Linked DNA regions of Homo sapiens: region 2 is linked to region 1. Evidence: read pairs that join two places in POLR2A ChIA-PET (ENCODE). Cell type or tissue: GM12878. All regions are shown on one strand. Links, peaks and the distances in the headings refer to the core of each region. The heading gives the core; the rest is flanking DNA. Region 1 overlaps SGMS1 (sphingomyelin synthase 1). Region 2 overlaps SGMS1 (sphingomyelin synthase 1).

The links. Peaks named below come from ENCODE experiments on the same cell type or tissue, not always from the same donor. Only the 100,000 strongest peaks of a DNase experiment are listed, where the experiment ranks them.
Region 2: POLR2A ChIA-PET joins it to region 1 with 7 read pairs; 5 of 35 experiments call an interaction of 5 or more read pairs at or near these places.

Annotation. Positions count from the first base shown.
Region 1 is chr10:50,411,630-50,414,442 of GRCh38, forward strand. All of the region lies in intron 6 of SGMS1 (sphingomyelin synthase 1), which reads right to left. Among named protein-coding and RNA genes, the nearest start is that of ASAH2, 160 kb to the left of the region's middle. In GM12878, for the core only: no CTCF peak of the experiment used is centred there; no DNase peak of the experiment used is centred there; H3K4me3 peaks cover 2,062 bases; H3K27ac peaks cover 280 bases.
Region 2 is chr10:50,346,316-50,349,128 of GRCh38, forward strand. The region is part of intron 6 of SGMS1 (sphingomyelin synthase 1); the gene reads right to left. Among named protein-coding and RNA genes, the nearest start is that of ASAH2, 96 kb to the left of the region's middle. In GM12878, for the core only: no CTCF peak of the experiment used is centred there; a DNase peak (open chromatin) is centred at 1,306; H3K27ac peaks cover 1,955 bases.

The DNA of each region.
Region 1 (2,813 bases), core at 192-2,691:
AAGAATTGTGGTCACTGGTTCCACCTGAAATTTTAAACTGCCTAGTCTTTCTTTTAGTTTATTTATTATCAGCTTGACTTTCAGTTTGGTTTGAGTATCAAACTCTCCGCTTCTGACCCCATAGAACTATGCAATTTTGTATCACCAGTTCAGGATTCTCTGTTAGGATCACCAGGTTTCTTTGCCAATACTGCTTACCCAGCAACTCAGGGGCGGCTTGAGGCCATCAGAGTCTGGAACACCACCGTCTACTTCTGTATGATAAGGAAAGTTAATTAAACTTGAAAGTTAGCTTAATGAAGGCCTCTAAGCACTAGCAGGGCTTAGTCTATGTTAGTAATTTCTGAGAAGTATGTTTTCATCTGTGCGCCAGTCACATTTCACATGCCCCTTATGCTGGAACTGCTGTGCTCCCCTTGGGCAGCCACCACCTGAGAGGGATGAGCTGGCTGTGAATTGTCCCAATGATGTGAGGGGACAGATTTCCTTCCAGATACCCATAGAGAGGCAAGCTGCTGGGGGCAGAGGGTACTAACACTCACTCCACTAGAGGATTCAAGTCACATGTTTATGTGAGGTTTACACAATTCAATGCAATAGGGACACTGAGAAAGAAAATCAAGACCACTTTTCAAAAAAATTCCTAACTTCAATTCTCCAAACTGAAAAAGCGCCTCTTCCTAAGCCATGGAACTTTTCATTGCTGGACCTCTTATTGCCATCTCCCTGGAAAATTAACAGAAATGCAAAACAGTCTGCCTTTATAAGGTAGACAACAGACGGATTGTGAATACTCTGAAATCTTCCCATCCAACCCCTATCACCTACAAAAATTCACACCATTAAGTCAAATACATACAATGCCAATGGCTCTTACGGATAAGCTACACACTGCTATAGCTTGCTTGATACACAAGTGGAAGTGACAGAAAGGGTGATCACATGAAAGCTTTATCTTTTCAGGCAAGGCTGAGAGGGTATAAGAAATCACTAAGATGACAAAATTGACACATTTGCACATACATTTGCTAGGTGTGCTGCTTACACCTTAAGGCATGGAAAAACATATTTAAGAGACATAATATCAAGAGTAAGATTAAAAAATAGAATTACACTGCTTAAGAACAAACATTACATGTTTTTATAGTGGAACAATTCACAAATGCAGAAGTTATATTATTGGCTAATTCCAGACTGATAAGAAATAGATGACTCTTGTTTTCCATGCAACTTATGCCTCCCTCTAATAAGTGCTTCTCACTTTAGTGCATATTCTTCATTCCCTACAAGGCCAAAGTGATATCTGTAAAGACATTTACTTCTCCTAAGATTTATCACCTTTGGAAAACAGGAGCCCTTTTATTTTTAATATTTTAACTATTAAAAAATCTAACTTCCTTATATATCCTCCTTCCAAATCTTACATTTTAAAAAGCATCAGTCAATTCTATTAACCTGGAAAATGTAAATTTGAAAAAAAAAGTTATCTCTTGTGACTGTGCCTAAGGACTGTGCTACATAATTTACATGTATATCTTGTTTATTCCTCTAAGCCCTATGAAATAGAGATTTGGTTTTCACAGATAAAGAAACTTGCCCCAAATCACACAGCAAGTTAAACTGGCAGGGCTGAGATTCCAGCAAAGGTGTATCTGACTCTCAAACCACGATAATATATTCCTCCAGGAAACAAAGCAAATATTTCACCGTGCTGCTGATGATAAAATGTGTACACTGTATACACTTGCAGATTTCAGCATACATTAACTCTCAAAGGCCTTTTATAAACATACTGTTAAAGCTACTTGGTGATTTCGTTAAAGCAAAGATTGGCATTCAAATGTCAGAAACAGAAATACATACATTGAACTTGTAAGCCAGGATTTCTCGACCATAACACTACTGACATTTTGGACAGGATAACTCTTTGCTGTGGGGCCTCTGTCCTGTGCACTGTAGGATGTTTAGCAGTATCCATGGCAGTATCCACTAAGTGCCACTAGCACACCTCCCCAACCCCAGCTGTGACAATCAAAAACGTGTCCAAATATACCAAATTTTCCCTGGGGGTTTAAAATTGCACCCTGCAGAGAACCATTGAGTTAAGCTAATCACCCAAGATCATAACAACTGGTTGAAGACTGTACTGATCTGATTTGGACTGGAGATAAGAAAGAGGTCTCCTAAAACCTAGTTTAGTGAAGATTTCTCATACACCAAACTATAGCTCCTTAACAGAAAGCACTTATTAAACTGGACAAAATGTACAGACTTCAAAATGTGACCATCTCTCTTTTACCACATTGGTAATAGTAAATAAATATAAAGTATCATTTCTCAGCTTAAAAGTTTTTAATTTTTTAATTTTTTTTCTGTGGACCTCATCTGATTGAAAGTCTCTCAGCTTTTACACTAAGGTGAAGACGCCTATTGTTTTTGGACCACTGTTCAAATAACAGTTACTAGACACTCTCCAAAACCTAATTACAGCCAGGCACAGTGGTTCACACCTGTCATCCCAGCACTTTGAGAGGCTGAGGTAGAAGCATTGCTTGAGTCCACAAGTTTGAGTTCGAGACCAACCTAGGCAACACAGTGAGACCTTGTCTCTGCAAAATATTAAAAAATTAGCCAGGCATGGTGGCACACCTGTAGTCTCAGCTACTCAGCAGGCTGAGGTGGGAAGACTGCTTGAGGTTGCAGTGAGTCGAGATCATGATGCTGCACTCCAGCCTGGGCAACAGAGCAAGACTCTGCCTGAAAAAACAACAACTAACCTATTTACCACATTCTGGATATGTGTTTAAACACAA
Region 2 (2,813 bases), core at 183-2,682, 65 kb before region 1:
TCTATTATATCCAGTAGCCACTGTCCACTACATCTCACTATAAAAAAAACTCTACCTACCAGGGGGCTAATTTTTTTTCTCAAATGATGACTGTTGCAAAGATCTGGAGATTTAAGGGCTTGAAATGCTATTTCCCTGAGTATGTTTTTGTGAAATAATAATCTGATAAAATCTTCCAAGCTTTTAAAAAATATATAGCCAAATAAGCCTAGGAATACATACTATAATCTCTCCTGGGGATAGCAGTATGCATTAGGATGTTAAAACCTCCAGGAAATCCTCCAATAAAGAAACTATTTACCAGGATTTCTCAAGCCGACTTCATCAAGGCTGTCCTACTCCTTGCCCCTTTTCCTATAGGACTCATCTCTACTGAATCCCAAAATCTTTTGCTTGTCAGGGTGAGACAGGGTCTTACTCTATTGCCCAGGCTGGAGTGCTGTGGTGCAATCATGGCTCACTGCAATCTCTATCTCCTGGGTGCAAGTGATTCTCCCAACTCAGCCTCCCAGAAGCTGGGACCACAGGTGCATGCCACTGTATCTGGCTAATTTTTAAAATATCTGTAGAGATTGGGGTGGGGGGTCTCACTATGTTGCTCGGGCTGGCCCAAATCTTACTTTAGAAAGAATCCCATCTTACTCTGGGAGTCCCAATCTTACTCTGAGAGTCCACTCTCAGTTTTTCAGTCCATATAACAACCAATCAAGTGGCAATAATAGCTTTTAAAGATATTTCAGACTTTGCAAACAAACTGGGTGTTCCCTCTTCTGAGCATCCATAGTACCGTGCACTTTCCCTGTCACACCTTCCTGTGACTAAGTGTCTGTCTAGACTCCCCAAAGAGCCTACGAGTGAATGTGAAGTAGCTACAATGTTAAGCACCCATAGATCTACATGCCCAGGGCTCAGAAGATAATCAATGTCTGCTCAATATCTTCAAAAATATTCCTTTGACCTAGTAATGTGTAGATGGCTTAATGGAAAACAAACCTGCTGAAAATACCATTGACAATGAAAATGGCTGTAAAACAATTTGGACGCGCAAGGAGAATAAGATGGGCATTCTCTAGAGAAATGTAAAACCAAAGTACATCTCTGACTGCTTAAAAACCACCGTAAAGAATTTCAATTGCCACCAGTACTGCCCAGAGAGTGTCAAGAAGACACACATGCCAAATGGGAGTTCTGGCAGAAGGTCAGGAAGAAAAGGGGAACTCCTTGGCCTCAGACCCAAGGCCTCCCTTCAAACACTCTCAGCAGAGTTAGGAAAACAGCCAAAGGAACCCTCAACATCTTGAAATGGGTATGAGAACTCTAAAGAAATATTCTCAGTGGAGTGTTGAGGCCCAAGGGAGATGAACACAGGCTTTTCACCTAGGTTCTTCATTTCCCCCTTGCCCAGCACAGGAAGCCAGCCAAGATAGGAAACTCCCTGAGAACCACAGGGACCAGACAGAGGCCAAAGTGTTATTTCAGTCCTCTCTGATGAGAGGAAGAGTCACATAATCTCCTCTCAAGAGATAATCAACTTTTTAAGAAATATTTATTTATTTGTTATTTTACTTTAAGTTCTGGGATACATGTGCTGACACGCAGGTTTGTTACTTAGGTATACATGTGCCATGGTGGTTTGCTGCACCTATCAATCCATCATCTAGGTTTTAAGCCCCTCATGCATTAGGTATTTGTCCTAACGCTTTCCCTCCCCTTTCCCCCTACCCTATGACAGGCCCCAGTGTGTAATGTTCTCCTCCCTGTGTCCAGCTCCCATTTATGAGTGAGAACATGTGGTTTTTGGTTTTCTGTTCATGTGTTACTTTGCTGAGGATGATGGGTTCCAGCTTCACCCATGTCCCTGCTATTTATGACAAACCCATAGCCAATATCATACTGAAAGGACAAATGCTGGAAGCATTCCCTTTGAAAACTGGCATAAGACAAGGATGCCCTCTCTCACCACTCCTATTCAACATAGTATTGGAGTCCTATAGGAAAAGGGCAATAAGGCAAGAGAAAGAAATAAAGCGCATTCAAATAGGAAGAGAGTAAGTCAAATTGTCTCTGTTTGTAGATGACATGATTGTATATTTAGAAAACCCTATCATCTCAGCCCAAAAAGTCCTTAGGCTGATAAGCAACTTCAGCAAAGTCTCAGGATACAAAATCAATGTGCAAAAATTACTAGCATTCCTATACACTGATAATAGACAAGCAGAAAGCCAAATCATGAGTGAACTCCCATTCACAATTGCTACAAAGAAAATAAAATACCTAGGAATCCAACTGACAAGGGATGTGAAGGACCTCTTCAAGGAGAACTACAAACCACTACTCAAGGAAATAAGAGATGACACAAACAAATGGGAAAACATCCCATGCTTATGGATAGGAAGAATCAATATCATGAAAATGGCCATACTGCCCAAAGTAATTTATAGCTTCAATGCTATTCCCATCAAGCTACCACTGACTTTCTTCACAGAACTAGAGAAACCTACTTCAAATTTCATATGGAACCAAAGAAGAGCCTGTAAAGCCAAGACAATCCTAAGCAAAAAGAACAAAGTTGGAAGCATCACGCTACCTGACTTCAAACTATACTACAAGGCTACAGTAACCAAAACAGCATGGTACTGGTACTAAAACAGGTATATAGACAATCAACTTTAAAATAGGAAAAAATCAAATGCTAGGAGCCAATTTCATAATGGTCCATCAAGTATCCATCTGGCATTACAAGCATGGCAAGCACATATCTAACAAAGGAACTCGAATATTGCAAAGGTGAGCCCCATCAGGGCCTCTTTGAG